Linked DNA regions of Homo sapiens: region 2 is linked to region 1. Evidence: read pairs that join two places in POLR2A ChIA-PET (ENCODE). Cell type or tissue: A673. All regions are shown on one strand. Region 1 overlaps ABTB2 (ankyrin repeat and BTB domain containing 2). Region 2 overlaps ABTB2 (ankyrin repeat and BTB domain containing 2).

Evidence for each region. Peaks named below come from ENCODE experiments on the same cell type or tissue, not always from the same donor. Only the 100,000 strongest peaks of a DNase experiment are listed, where the experiment ranks them.
Region 2: POLR2A ChIA-PET joins it to region 1 with 15 read pairs; 2 of 35 experiments call an interaction of 5 or more read pairs at or near these places.

Annotation. Positions count from the first base shown.
Region 1 is chr11:34,205,310-34,213,309 of GRCh38, reverse strand. All of the region lies in intron 1 of ABTB2 (ankyrin repeat and BTB domain containing 2), which reads left to right. Among named protein-coding and RNA genes, the nearest start is that of NAT10, 100 kb to the right of the region's middle. In A673, a CTCF peak has its summit at 3,273; DNase peaks (open chromatin) are centred at 3,319 and 6,119; H3K27ac peaks cover 428 bases.
Region 2 is chr11:34,297,213-34,305,212 of GRCh38, reverse strand. The region is part of intron 1 of ABTB2 (ankyrin repeat and BTB domain containing 2); the gene reads left to right. Among named protein-coding and RNA genes, the nearest start is that of ABTB2, 57 kb to the left of the region's middle. In A673, no CTCF peak of the experiment used is centred here; a DNase peak (open chromatin) is centred at 4,858; H3K4me3 peaks cover 819 bases; H3K27ac peaks cover 915 bases.

The DNA.
Region 1 (8,000 bases):
TGGGGGATTTCACCATGTTAGCCAGGCTGGTCTCGAACTCCTGACCTCAAGTGATCCACCTGCCTTGGCCTCCCAAAGTGCTGGGATTACAGGCGTGAGCCACTGCGCCTGGTCAGGGCTGTCGAGTTTTATAGTAGTTCCTCCATCCTTCTAAATTCTAACCCTGCTGGAGCCCCTCTGAGAATTGGAGGAGCCAGCTGGATGGGAGAGAGGCAGTCCCCACACCAACTCCACAAGCAGGTGCACCCCCAGCAGGCCCAAAGGATTCCAAGAGGAAGTGAATCCAGCCCGGTGTTCGGAGTGAGGTTTACTTTGCACCACTCTTTTTTAGGAAAATTGGGGTTGCTGGCCCTGAGCACATCACCCTTTGCCAGCCTTTTATCTCCCCCTGGGTTCTGTGGCCGCCAGCTTCTTAAGCAGTTGTTAAGTGTGTGTTATTATTTTACTGTTTAACAGTGAGCTCCTGGGCCCCGGGCCTGACTTCACCAGAAGACCACCTTTTGCCAGTGCTGTTCTGATAACTTAGCCAGAATGAAGTGTTAAGTGGAGGATAATTGTTATTTGCTTTTAATTTCCTGACCTTAGAAAAAGAAGGAAAGCACAGTGCTGATGGGGTGGTGAGTGCTGAAGGAAGAGTGCTGTCTCTGAGTTTGCATGGGGAGAGCCTCGTGTTCTCCTCCTTCAGACTGAGCCAGTGTGGACTCCAGTATCAGACACACTGGGTCTGAATCCCACCTCTGCCATTTTCTAGCTGTGGACCTCAGTCAAATGACTCAGCCCATCTAAACTTCAGTGTCCCTCGCTGGCAAATGGGGTTAGTAATAGTACTCCACTGCGAGGGTCTTTCTAGGGTTTCAAATGCTCGTTCATCCAATCCCTGGCAGAAAGGACCTACTCAATGCATGGTAGTCCATGTCCATTTATTATTAGCCATGGTTAAAACCTGCTTCTCTGGCCAGGTGCAGTGGCTCATGCCTGTAATCCCAGCACTTTGGGAGGTCAAGGCAGGTGGATCACTTGAGGTCAGGAGTTCGAGGCTAGCCTGGCCAACATGGCGAAACCCCGTCTCTACTAAAAATACAAAAATTAGCCGAGCATGGTGGTGGGTGCCTGTACTCCCAGCTACTCCGGAGGCTGAGGCAGGAGAATTGCTTGAACCTGGGAGGAGGAGGTTGCAGTGAGCTGAGATTGCGCCACTGCACTCCAGCCTGAATGACAGAGTAAGGCCCTGTCTCAATAAATAAATAAAACCTGCTTCTCAAACTTCCCCTTATCTCTCCTGTCTCCCAGCATTTTCTCCCCATTTGAATTTTTGGGCCTCACAGTATCATGGTCACGTCTTGAGATGGGTTTTGCCCAAGTATTAGATGACTTTTTGATTATCCTTTTTTTTTTTTTTTTTTTTTTGAGACAGGGTCTCACTCTGTCACCCAGGCTGTGTCGCCCAGGCTGGAGTGCAGTGGTGCAATCTCGGCTCACTGCAACCTCTGCCTCCCAGTTTCAAGCAATTCTCCTGCCTCAGCCTCCTGAGTAGCTGGGATTACAGGTGTGCACCACCATGCCTGACTAATTTTTGTAGTAATTTTTGTATTTTCACCATGTTGGACAGGCTGGTCTCGAATGCCTGATCTCAAGTGATCCTCCTGCCTTGGCCTCCCAAAGTGCTGGGATTACAGGTGTGAGCCACCACGCCTGGCTTGATTATTCCTGATGAATCACTTTACATGGATGATTGACAGCTCCTGGGGCATATTCCATTCCACTTCAGGTTTTTCCTCTTATTTCCCTCATCTTGCTCTTGTCTCAACACCCATCCCCCCAGCCTCTCTGAACTTAGAATGTCATGTGGAATACTATTCAGTGAAGGGTTTGGGGGCTTTTTTAAAGAATTGACTGTCCTGGCTGGGCATGGTGGCTCACACCTATAATCCCAGCAAATTTGGGAAGCTGAGGCGGGCAGATTGCTTGAGCCCAGGAGTTCTAGACCCGCCTGGAAAAGATGACAAAAACTCCATCTCTCCAAAAAATACAAAAATTAGCTGGACACGGCAGTGTGCCCCTGTACCCCAGCTACTCAGGAGGCAGAGATGGGAGGATTGCTTGAGCCCCGAAGGTTGAAGCTGTAGTGAGCTGTAATCCCATTACTGCACTCCAGCTTGGGTGACAGAATAAAACCTCGTCTCAAAACAAACAAAAAGAATGAATTGACTGTCCTTACACTCTATTTGGGTCTCCCTGAAAACTATTCATGCTTCAACTTTTCTACACTTTGTTCTGGCATGACTAATATATAACAACTGGGCATTAAATGTACTATATATAAAATTCCAGATCAGAGAATGGAAACACTTAAAAATAAAAAAATTTTAAAAAGGGGTTGGCTTATCTGGGCTATTTGGAAACCGTTCAGTGGGGCAGTATAATTTTTATTTTCAGAAGCTTATGGATTGCACCCCACCCAAGCTTCCCGCGCACCTAAGAAGGCTGGCAGAAGACGCCCTGCCAAGTTTCCTTGCGAGTGCAGTAAAGGAGTAATCCTCTGCCCTCTGGTTTTCCTTTCAAAGAAACTAGGGACAGGCGGTGGCCTTGGCTGCCTTGGCCATGAGCTTCCCTGAGCCGGGTAGCTGGTGGGCTAGTGGGGCCGTTGGTGGCAGGTGCAGAAATGGTACCACACTCACTGTCCCATTGCCCAGAAAGAACATTTACAAGTCTGGGGAGAGCGCTCGTAATGGTTGCTGAGTTTGGAGGACAGTTATGTTACAGTCTTGGTGGCTTTTTGATGAATGGTCAGATAAAGCTTCACTATAAACCTATCCAGTTTTACACAGAAAGGACATCTTTTTTACATTTAAAGTTGTGTGTGTGTATATGGGGGAAAGTGGTGGTGTTATAGCTCTGGAGGAAATTAAACCATAGGAAATAGTAAAAACAAGGTCTCTGTGTTCCCACTGTTGACAATTCACAAGTTAAATGGTGGAATGAGAAGGGATAAAAAGGATTTCAGGGGTGCACCTGAGTGCTGTCGCACACATAGGGGTCAGAGTCTAGAATCCCAGTGCTGGGAGGACTTGAGAAGCCATAGATTCCACCCCCGTGGTTTACAGAGAAGGGAATGAAATCCCCATCAATTTGGCCTTTGGCCTAAGCCCTGCTTCTAAAAACCCTTTAGAAGTCTGGCTTGTCATCCCAAAGTGCAGTCCACCAGCTTCCGTCAGCTTGGAAGAGACAGCGCCTCTGCAAGCTAAAACTCAGCTCACGTCCCGGTTGGCAACTGGCAAGAAGGCGGCTTCCCAGTCTTCTGAGAACTGGGTTTCCCTTCTAACTCAGTGGCACCCTCTCTGGGCCCTGGTGGAGAATCACTTAGGAAAGAAGCAGGCTGCTGTCCTCCAGAGTTCCACCCATACCCCTACCATTGACCCTACTCCTACCACTACCCCTCACCCCCATCCCTCACCCCCACCCCCACCCCAACCCCTCACCCCATCCTCACCCCCACCTCTACTCTCCACCCCCACCCCTACCCCCACCCCTACCCTCCACCCCCACCCTACCCCCACCCCTACCCCCACCCCCACCCCTGACCCCCCAACCTCTCACCTCCACCCCTACCCCTCACCCCCACCCCTACCCCTCACCCCTACCCCTCACCCTCACCCCCAACCCTTTCCCTCACCCCCACCCCTACCCCTCACCCCCACCCCTACCCCTCCCCCTCACCCCCATCCTCACCCCCACGCCTACCCTCCACCCCTACCATCACCCCTCTGGGCTAGAGCAGAGCAGAGTGAAAAGTAGCTTAGAGAAGCGAGGATCAGGTGTGCACAGGGTTCCTAACTCTGCTGATATCTTGGGAGGTGCTGGGAAATTTTCCAGTTTACTGGCAGAATTACTCTCCTCCCTAAATTTCAAAAAGCAGAGAAGGACGTTATCTATTCTCTTTTCTGGGGGAAAAAAAAAGTTTTTTTTTGGAGACAGAGGCTCACTCTGTTGCCCAGGCTGGAGTGCAGTGGCACGTTCTCATCACTGCAACCTCCACCAGGTTCAAGTAATTCTCCCTCACCTCAGCCTCCTGAGTAGCTGGGATTACAGGTGTGCACCACCATGCCCGGCTAATTTTTGTATTTTTAGTAGAGATAGTGTTTCACCACGGTGGCCAGGCAGGTCTCAAACTCCTGGCCTCAAGTGATTCACCCGTCTCTGCCTCCCAAAGTGCTGGAATTACAGGCCTGAGCCACCACGGCCAGCCAGGATGCTAACTATTCTTAAAGGATAGTTAGATGTGCAAAGGAGTTTGGACTTCTTTGTGAGGCTAACAGAGAGTCATTGAAGAGTACAAAGCTGGAGCAAGGTGACCAGAGTAAGGGGAAGGGGGTAAGCCTGGAGGCAGGGGATGGGTGAGGAGGCTGCTGCAGGTCCAGGGGGGCAGGGGAAGATGGCAGCCTGACTGGGGTGGTGGCAGTGAAGGATTTTTGAGATATGTTGGTGGTAAAAGCAGCAAGGCTTGGTGGTTGATGGGAGGTGGATGAGAAGGGAGAGAACTGATAAGGGTGACTCACAGGTCTCTCCTTGGGCAACCGGGTGGCCACGGTGCTGTACTCACAGAGGGGCTGGTGGAAGAGGAGGTGGAGGCTTTGAGGAACAAGGTAATGAGTCTGAGATTCAAGGGTTGGGCAAGCAGAAAGAGAAAAGTTGAGCAATGGAAGATTAGGGTTCTGTGTAGAGATTGAGAAATGTTGAGGCTTCAGCACAGTCCACAGCACATTCGAGTACAACACTGAGCAGAAATGCTGCTGTTTTAGAAGAGGGAGGCAAAGGATCACTCGATCATGCTCACTGCTCCACACTCCGAGATTCACTCACAGTCATGGGTACAGGGTGGTGCATGCGGTTCCCTCCGTGGCTTTTACATGGTCCCAAAGCGGTTGTCCCTCTTCCCTCTAATAAAGGAATAAAGGCAAATGTTCCCGCATGCTTTCTTCTCCATCATGACAGAAAGGAAGAATTTTTTTCTAAGGATTTTACTAAATAGAAAAAAATAGATATGTCCTTTCCTTTTTTCTTTTTTAAACTCCTTTTCACTAGAATGATCTTGCCCTGGGCCCGTTATGCTAGAGCTGGGAATTTGTGTGGGGAAAGGAACACATCGAGGTGTTAAGAGAATGTAAAGAAAATATTTTCCATCTCTGGTGAGAACTGCTGAGGAATGAGCTGATGTGGGAGAGAGAATTTAGAATTGATGTAGAGAAGACTTTCTTACAGAGCAGACTTGGAAGACAAGCTGTGGAACTGTGTTCTGCAAAGATCAGAGGGAGTCAGAGAGACAGCTTTTTGTCTGTAGAGTTTCATGGGAGGCCTCCAGGAACCCTTGGCAGGAGGTGCCTGGAGACCCATGAAAGGGAAAGTCCTACTTCTGGGCCTTACTTTGAATTTCCTCCTCTTAAACCTCAGGCCCAGACAAAACCTCTTTCCTCTCCAATATCCTAGGCGCTGCCTAGCTCGAGAAAGGACAAGGTGGGCAAAGTTAGAATGTCATTTATTTCAGCAGCTTGAGAAGAAATTGAAACTCCAGTCCCTGTTCCGTTTCTGACCCTCAGTGACCTTAGGCAAGCCACTAAACTTTTCAGGCCTCAGTTTTCTCAGCTGTAAGATGGGTGGGAATAGTACCTCCTGCAGTTCTGGGGTGTTAGATAACGCATGTAAGTGCCTGGCACATAGTAAGCCTTCAATAAAAGTCAGCTGTGGTTGTTACTGATCATGACTGTCCTGTCTCCCTTGCTGGAAGAACAAATTACTAGATGTAAAAAGTCATTTAAAAGCAAAAGGTACTAGGCAAAAGTTGTGATGCTATCAATTACTATTATTAATAATAGGTTCCTAATTACTTTTGCCACGGTATTAAGTGAAGGCCTCTTTGGGTGGGTGATGACTGAGAAAATGGGAACTATTATTAATGGAGCTGACAGCTCCTGTTACTAGCTCCATTGACATAATATTTCTCTCTGGGAATCCTTTGACAAATCAGCTGAATTTCCTATTCCCTTACCCTAAGCTCTGTAAATTTGATCCACATGTCTCCAGTGTTGTTTCTGTAGATTAATAATGGAGAAAGGAGGAGGAGTCAGGCCTGCACTGGGCTCTCCCAGCTGTTTGGCCTGTCGTGGGTTTCAGCCTGTAGTTGGGGTGGTTTTCCCTTTTGTTTTACTTGTTTTAAAGCTTACGGCCAGCTCTTCCCAATGTGTTTGGTTACTCAGCTGTCAGGGAGAGTTTCTGCTTTAGGGACTGGGGCCCTGGCAGGGGGCTGCGGGGGAGAGCCCAATCATGAACTCTTCCTCCTCCTCCAACAGAAACAAAGCTTGAAGGAAGTGCTTTGAAGCAGTGCTTTGCTAAGTCAGCACTGGATGTGATGAGAGGGGTCGCTGCCATCCAGGAGAGGCAAAGGGAGATGGAGAGGGGGCCTTCACCACATCAGCCAGGAGGAGAGCGGGGAGGCCTGGGTCAGGGGAAGGTCAAGCTAGGAGGGCAGGACTGACCATCAGCTGAACCTGCAGAACGGTCAGAGAACACACTGAGGCCCTGGGCTGGAGGAAGACCTCTGTGTGCATTTCCTCAACAAAGAAAAACACATGGGGTTCAGCACAGGGTGTCCATGAGTGAAATGGGCAGTAATAATACAGCCATATTGTCATATGCACCAGCCACACATAAGGACAGCCATGAGTGAGCTTTGGTGATGTGTTCACTGGACTCTGAGCTCACAGAGGAGTTAAGTATATGCATTGTGGAACCAGTCCATCCCAGATTTGAATCCTAGCTCTTCCACTTACCTGAGCAAGTTACTCAAAGTCTCTGAATGGCAGTAGCCCAGTATCTCAAATGGAAGTCAGTAGTACCCATCACACAGGGTTTTTTTGTTTTGTTTTGTTTTGTTTTTTGAGACACAGTCTCTGTTGCCAGGCTGGAGTACAGTGGCGTGATCTCAGCTCACTGCAAACTCTGCCTCCCGGGTTCAAGCGATGCTCCTGCCTCAGCCTCCCGAGTAGCTGGGATTACAGGTTAATTTTGTATTAAAATGAAAAAACTAGCCACCACACCTGGCTAATTTTTGTATTTTTAATAGAGATGGGGTTTCTCCGTGTTGGCCAGGCTGGTCTCAAACCCCTGACCTCAAGTGATTTACCCACCTCAGCCTCCCAAAGTGCTGGGATTACATGTGTGATCCACTGTGCCTGGCCCTTATAGGGTTGTTGGAAGAATAAATGAGATAACGTAAATGAAGCCTATGTTCCCAGCACAAAGTAAAAATAATAGCAACAGCACTTGGTAGAGCATGTACTCTGAGCCAGGCATTGGTCCAAGCATTGACCCCCAGTTACTCAGTTAATCCTCACAGCAGCCCTGTGAGCTAGGTACTCTAGTTATCTCTAGTTAACAGATGATGAACTGATGTAGAGTCTAAGTAACCTGACCAAGATCACACCACTGGTTACGTGACAGCCAGAATTACGAACCCCAACATTCTGCTCCAAAGCCCTGTCTGCTGTACCTGTTGCTGCTGTTGTCCTTGTTACATCACACGTGTTTAGGGACTTCTAACCCAGACTTGGCCACATCCCGGTGCTCTCCAGTTATCTCTAGGAATTTTCAGAGATTTTCTCCAAAGTGATTAAATTCCTGTGGGTATTTTTCTTTAAAAAAGAAAAAAAAAAAGTTTGTGGGTGAGTGTTGGAAAAAGAAAATCTGTCCATCAAAGAAACAGTGGTTACCAAAAGTTGGGAATCCCTATCTAGATTCTGACTGCAACTAGAATCTCTGTGGCCACATGCTCTTAAGAGCCAACATGTAATTTTAAACCAGTCTGATTTCACTTTTCTGGTGCTTTCTAAGAAGCCACATAGTGAGTTGGAGAAATTTACAGGCTGTCACCCTCTGGGATTGATTCTGACAGTTCTGCTCCACTGCTGTTGAAGTGTTAATGAAAAACATTAATTGGACTTGGCCCG
Region 2 (8,000 bases), 92 kb before region 1:
GGAGACCTAGCTTAATGTTTTGATTTAAACCTGGGGATGCAAGAGCCTCTTCTAGATCAAGTGTACTTATGTGGGGTCTTCATTCAGAGCCCATGTTTTCTTTAGCCTGAGATGTGTGCCCTGATGTGGAAGCTGCTTGTCCACATAGAAGCAGACACTGCTCTGAGGAGTATTACCTTGCTTAGGTATTAGGCTTGGATGTCAGCACAAATTGCATGTGGCCAAAATAACTCCTGAAAACACTTTGAGTGGTCCATGAATTACACTGACAGGCACCTGGGAACTGAGACTGGCAGAGGAAACACACATTCACTCTGGGTCTATGCCCTTGGAAGAGAGTGGCAGCCAAAACTCCTACACCATGTCAGCCAGGGCCTCTGTGGCTTTTGGGTGGTGAAGAGCCCTCTGCAGTGGACTGCCCGAGTTTGAATCCTGGCCCCACCACTCTTACCTATATGTCCATGGACAAACTATTTGACTCCTCTTAGTCTCTTTCCCTCCCCTCCCTTCCCCTCCATTTCCCTCCTCTCCTTCTCCTAGTCTTCTCTTTCTTTTCTCATGTGGTTTGTCTCCCCATATTGCCCAGGCTGGTCTCAAACTCCTGGGCTCAAGTGATCCACCTATCTTGGCTTCCTGAAGTGTTGGATTACAGGCGTGAGCCCCTATGCCTAGCCTCTGTGTCTGTTTTCATCTGTGAAATGTGAATGATACTTACCTCATGGGTTATTAGGAAGATTAAATCCATTCATTTGTAGGAAGCACTTGTGACAGTATTGGCACATAATTACTTTAATACAATAACTGCCAGGTGCAATGGCTTACACCTGTAATCCCAGCCCTTAGGGAGGCAGAGGCCGGAGAATAGCTTGAGCTCAGGAGTTCAAGGCCTGCCTGGGCAATATAGTGAGATCCTGTTCTCCATAAAAAGAAAAAATAAAGACAAAAAGAATACAATAATCTTTTATCCACAGAGCATATGTTGGACCTCTGATGGATGCCTGAAACTGCGATAGGACTGAGCTCTAGATATACCATGTTTTTTCCTATACACCAATGGGCAGATAGCATATACAGCATGGACCAGCTGGACAAAGGGATGATTCCGTCCTCAGCACCACAGAGCCGGACTGGGCAATATTTCATCATGCTACTCAGAGCGGCACTCGATTTAAAACTTAGGAATTGTTTATTTCTGTATATTTCCCATTTAATATTTCCAGACCATAGTTGACCTCAGGTAACTGAAACCAGAGAAAGTACCCATAGCTGAGGCCAGGCGTGGTGGCTTACACCTGTAATCCCAGCATTTTTGGAGGCCGAGACGGGTGGATTACCTGAGGTCAGAAGTTCGAGACCAGCCTGGCCAACATGGTGAAATCCCGTCTCTACTAAAAATACAAAAATTAGCTGGGCGAGGAGGCACACATCTGTAATCCCAACTACTCGGGAAGCTGAGGCAGGAAAATTGCTTGATCCCAGGAGACAGAGGCTGCAGTGAGCTGAGATCACGCCACTGCACTCCAGCCTGGCCTACAGAGCGAGACTCTGTCTCAAAAAAAAAAAAAAAAAAAAAAAAGCACCCATAGTTCTTTGTAGATAGGGGGACAGCTGTATAAGCATTTATTACTATTTTTTTTCATTTAAGTTAAATGCATTCAAAGTGTGGCTAACCTATAAAGGGTAAAAAGTGTGCATTAGAATTGGCAGTTAAAGAAAGAAAAATTGGATTTCTTCCTCCTGTGGGTGGAAACCTCTACGTGATGCTGCTCTTGTATTCCTTGCAATTGATTAAGAGTGCCTTAGATGTGGGAAAGCTGTTTCTGATCCTCTTATCAGAGTGTAAAGTAAAACATGCTTGACTGGTTAATAAAAACGGAAGACAGTTAGAAAACATTTGTAGGCTGTGCGATGGAGTGGTCCAGAATTGCAGCCAGTAGTTGGTGGGCTGGCCTGTGGCTGCTCTAGGAAGTGCTCAGCACAGGAAGTGACCTTTATATTTCTTCCTAGCCTTACTGTGGCTCTGTCTCTTGACCAATGAAGTGAGCTGACTACTGCCATCTTCCTAAGTACCATAAATCCAACAGCACCGTGGCAAGTGGGAGATGCTAATTGTGTGGTCTATTTGGTTCCTACCTGAGAAAGTGTTCTGTGGCCTCTGCCTAAAATCAAAGGCCTGAAGACAGGAATGTTGAGAAGGAAAGCCATCAGGAATCAATCTGCCAGAGCCAGGAAATTGGGCTGGAGGTGTCTTATCAGGTCCTTATCTTAACGCTGCCCTCCCAGTGAAGCACCAACTACCCTAGATAGAGGTTCCCATTTATAACTGGGGACTTTGCAGCCCCAGACTCCTGAGTAGCTCCCAATCCCCTGGTGAATCTGGGTAATGAACTAAACTGCTAGGAATGCCCCAGCTTCCCTTCTGACTGGGCCTTTGATTATGTCACCTAAGCCTACTACCCCTCGCAAGCGCTAAAGAGGTTGTGGTCTGGAGGGAGTGAGGCTCCTTAGCCTTAGCTGATCACAGGAACATCTTTTTTTGCTTGCTGCCCTTGAGGTATTTTTTAAAGCCACAAACACTGACTCATTCAAGGGCCACAGCCTCAATGACCAACAAACTGTTGAGAGAAATAGCAGGCCCAGGTCAACCCTTGATTTCAGGTCTTGGCAGTGTTTCTGGCTGCAGCCTGAGCCCCTCTGTGGTCTGGGGAATGAGCAGGCCTTCTCATACCAGAGGCTCAGGGCAAGAATTCCTGCTCTCAAGTTTCCCAAGTAGAGTATTCCTTGATGAATTTGAATCTGACCAGTCATGGATTTCAGATAGGAAGAGGTAAGAGTTTAATTTTAGTAGCAATGCTAGGGAAAGATTAAAATCCTGTCTACATATCATCTGAGAATGGTTAAATAAATCATAGCACTTGGATATGGTGAAATGTATGCAGCCCTCATTAAACATTACATCTTTGAAGGAAATGTAATAGCATAGGAAAATACTCATGAAATATCCAGTTGTGGTGGGGAAGAGGGTGGAGACAAGAAACTGTAGCTGTACTGTGGTCCAGTTCTGTAAAAGCATACACATACGTGAGGTGTAGAAATACACCAAAGTGTTACCTAGTGATTATCTTGGGGGTGTACACACACGTGATTTTTATCTTCTATGTATTTTCTAATATTTGCCAAATGTCATACCCTGACATGTATTATGTTTGTGATGTTTATTTTTTTTGACACAGGGTCTCACTCTGTTGCCCAGGCTAGAGTGCAGTGGCACCATCTTGGCCTCACTGCAGCCTAAACCTCTGGGCACAAGCGATCCTTTTGCTTTAGGCTGGAAAGTAGCTAGGACCACAGGCATACACCACCACACCCAGCTAATTTTTGTATTTTCTGTAGAGATGTAGTTTCATCCAATAATTGCCCAGGCTGGTCTCAAACTCTTGGGCTCAAGCCATCCTCCCGCCTTGGCATCCTAAGGTGTTGGGATTACAGGCATGAGCTGCTGCGTCTGGCCTATATTATGTTTAAATGTTTTATTATGTTAAGCCTCCCGTAGCAAGAGGAAACTGAAGTTTTGAATACTCAAAGGTGGATCCATCTCTGGGTCACAGGCAGAGGGAAATGCTAAAATGTGTTATTCAGAGAACAAAATTCAACAGCATTTATCTATTCTCTTCTTTCAGTGTTGAGGCTAGGCCTTCATGCTTTGTTGGTGGATCTGATTGCCCCAATTTATGTAAGCTCATTGTTTATGCTAGCTTTTTGTTTGGCAGGAAAATTACATATTCATCGATTTAGATTTTTTTAAAATCTTGTTTATAGTCAAGTGATCATTCGAAATATCTAGTTCAAGTACACAGGGCCTTATCTGCTATCCCAGGACCTGAAAACACAATTTTTTTTTAAATTCATTTAATGGCAAGATGATGTTCTTTGAAAAACACTAACTACGGGAAAGAAGGAAGCACTGTTTAGAAGCATGTGGGCAGCTCCCTTCTCTGACTTCCTTCCTAACTGCAAGTGACCCAGGTGGACCAAGATGCTGTCAGAGGCCTTCAAGGCTGAAATTCCATTTTCTCTAACAGCTTTGGGGCTGGAAGGCTAACCAGCCACAGAAATATCTGGCAATCGGACAGAGAGACATGAGACCACAAAGATGTTGATAAAGCTTCTTATCCTCTGCTTCCCCCAGCCTCCTCATTAATGGCAAAGATTAAAGACAATTATATCTACCCACGGGAACTAGATGGATCCTCCTCTGCCCTCCACACCAGCCCCCCAGTAAATTGGGTGGATGGATGTATAAGTAAGGTTAACCCAACTGGAAAGTAGTTTATGATTCACTTTCATTTCATGAAAAACAAATCCAAAATGCAGAGCAAAGGAAGGAAAACAAAAGGGGAAGCATTTACAGTCCTTAGTGGGTTGCTCCAACCTAAAACCCCTTCTCATTGGTTATCTTTATTGCGTACCAAGACTTCGAGCACCTCCCCCACCCCCCAGTTTTCTTTTTTTAAAAGAACAGAAGATGAAAACGCTATGAGATGTATGAGCTCTGATTATGCCCAATTACATTTGGCAAGCCTAAGACAAAAATTAATGGGACCAGATTATTCTTCTGTGTGAGATGTAGTATTGCCCAGCCTAACTATTTTAGCTCTTGCCATGCTGTAGATCGTCAAACAAATTAATAACATGCTAATGGGTGCCTTTCAGGCTTCTCGTTTATATTAATGAGTTCCACTCCATCCGATAACCAGTGATTTATAGCACTGGAACTTGCAGCCTGGCTCTATAGATTGTCTTTTGTCACTCTTTCTGGGGTGGAGCAGCCAGCCTAACAAGCTAAATGGTAGGGTTTTGTAATTGAATTCTAAAATGTGAAACGCCTGATGCAAGAACATTTCATTCTGATCATGGCTTTGGAAATTGAAAGGCCTTCAGTACGTCTCCCACTACCCAACGCTGAATGCAGTCTGATTTGGGTTTCCACAACTTGTGAAGCAAGGGTGTGACAAGATTCTTAATGGAGGGTATTCATGCTGAGCTAGCATGGCAGTTAGATTCAGCGGGCTGTAAAATAGCTCCTCTAAAGAAAACAATATATTCTTAAGAGCCATAAAAGAGAACCCTTCCTCACCTTGAAGGTATTCCCACCCCTCATCTTCCCCCCACCAAGCGTAGGAGGCAGAGAGCTCTGACTCTGTGCCAGGCACTGTGCTAACTACTTTATTCTTGACTCATTCAGTCCTCTGTGTGCCTTTATGAAGGAGGCAGCAGTGTTATTCCCATTTTACGGAGATGAAACTGGAGCACAAAGAGGTGAAGTAGCTGACCCATTCTGAGAGCTGCTAAGTGGTGGAGCAAGGCTGCCAGCCCAGGCAACACTCTGCTCCTTTCCGGCTCACCCGCTGCTTCTGGCTTTGTAGCCCTCTTATTTCTAATGTAAGAGGAGTGCAGATTGGGAGCCCCAGATGAGCAAACTCCAAATGCCTTGGCTATGAGGGCCCCGAGAGTAGTTGCTGTCAGTTGAGCCTGGGAAAAGAAAAGCCAGTTAGCAAATGAAAAAATCCGTCCTCCTGAAGGTTTCAGTGAGGGTTCATGTGCTGGTTTAAAATGTCCCATCAGGAGTGGTGGGCTGGCAGGCTCCTAATGGAGCAGGATGGGCCGAGCTGCCACCTCCAGCAGCCTGCAGCCTCCTTGGGCTTTGCAAACAACTGCCTTCATTGTTTTCTGGGAGGAGTATACTACCGTGGCTTTCCAAACACGCAGCTCCTCCAAATAAGGGAACCTGATACCCTTGGAGATCTTGGCTTAAACATCAGAGGAACGTCTTGCTTAAATGATTATTTTTTTAAAAAAAACCATCAATTTGGATTTCATTTTCTTTGGTCCATGACCATCGTGTATAGCCGTGTCCTAGAAATGATCCGAAGACAGCTTATTTTTCATAAGCAACAGTCTGGAAATTTAATTGATATGCCATTCCTGCCCCCCAGTCCAAACCCCTGCCCAGTCTATCCTTTTTACCTACTTTGACTTTGATTCTTTTAGTTCTTCCTATTTTACAATCACCAGCCATTCCAGAAAAACATCTGCTAAAAAGATCCGTTCCCTGTAGTGGGAATTAAGTACATATTTTAACTTCAGACAATTTTACTTAATGTTTTCTACATTGCATGGAGCAGAGGATTAATGCAGACGTCCCTGAAAAGCTCCTATGCAACCTTAAGCTGTGTCTTCAATCATTCAAACTGTTCAAGGGCTGGAATTTGAAAGAGGGTGAGGAAGTACCAAGAATGAAATTAGATAAGGGATCTTTATTAATTTAAACATCTATGCAGGCCCAGTTGTTCATAGGAAACACTGAACTCTTTTGCTTTTGTGTCCCCAAGCCCACCAGTTTTTTATGAGAAGATCACAAATAAAATGACTTTTAAAAGTAATGGGTTTAGGCTGGGTGCTGTTGCTCACACCTATAATCCTAGCACTTTGGGAGGCCGAGGCAGGCAGATCACTCGAGGCCGGGAGTTTGAGACCAGCCTGGCCAACATGGCAAAACCCCATCTCTACCAAAATACAAAAATTAGCCGGGCATGGTGTTCTGCGCCTGTAGTTCCAGCTACTGGGAAGGCTGAGGCACAAGAATCGTTTGAACCCAAGAGGTGGAGCTTGTAGTGAGCCGAGATCATGCCACTGCACACCAGCCTGGGCAACAGAGCGAGACTCTGTCCCAAAATAATTTTTTTTTTAATTTTTTTAAATTTAAAAGAAAAAAAGTAATTGGTTTAAAAAAAAAAAAAGAAACAAGATCATTCCTCACCCCTACCCCAGGTTTCTTTCTATAACTTTTTTGCATTTTGAAATTAGAAATTAAGGCCTTAGTTTTATGCTAAGGCTATGCCATGAATGATTGAGTCTGGTTGGTAATTGGCAATGAAATGTGGATATGTATTCTGTGGTGTGTATTGGAGTAGTTGATAGCCAAGAGTCCTGGGTCTGGTTCCATTTCATACTCACCAAGTGAGATCTTGGGCAAGTCAGTTTGGTTTCTCTGAGTGTCTTAGTCTGTTTATGCTGTTATAACAAAACACCTGAGACTGGGTAATTTATTTAAAAAAAAAAAAAAACAGACATTTATTTCTCACATTTCAGGAGGCTAGGAAGTCCAGGATCAAGGTGCCAGCTTGTTCAGTTGTCAAGTGAGGTCTGCACCCTCCAGAAGGGAATTACAGTGTTTGTATATGGTAGAAGGCAGAAAGTCAGGATAGCCCAATGTCCCTGGGAAGCCTCTTTTATAAGGGCCTTAATCCCCTTCACAAGAGAGGAGCTTTCATGGCGTAATCACCTCTTAAAAGGCCCCACCTTTTAATACCATCACGTCGGCAACACCTGAATTTTGTTTTTTTCTTTTTCTTTCCTTTATTTTTATTTTTTTTTTTTTTTTTTGAGATGGAGTTTCACTCTTGTTGCCCAGGCTGGAGTGCAATGGCGTGATCTCAGCTCACTGCAACCTCCACCTCCCAGGTTCAAGCAATTCTTCTGCCTCAGCCTCCTGAGTAGCTGGGATTACAGGCATGCGCCACTACGCCCAGCTAATTTTGTATTTTTAGTAGAGACAGGGTCAAACTCCTAACCTCAGGTGATCCACCCACCTCAGCCTCCCAAAGTGCTGGGATTACAGGTGTGAGTCACCACGCCCAGCCAACACCTGAATTTTGGAGGGGATACATTAAAACCATAGCACTGAGTCTGAGCAAGATGATAAAAATTGGGTAGATTGTCTGGTTATATCCAGCTTGGAAATTCTCCAGTAGGGGTATGTTTTTGTTTCCGGATATTCTATGCGAAAGCACCTTAGAAACAGTTCACCAGAATTTGGCTGGCATTCTTTAAGTTAACCTCTTAAAAAATATGTAGTTGAGAAGACTGGAGAGAGAGAGAGCAAGCTCTAGGTACAAAGACTAAAGAGAAGCAGGGGACCTTTAAGGAAAAGCAAATCA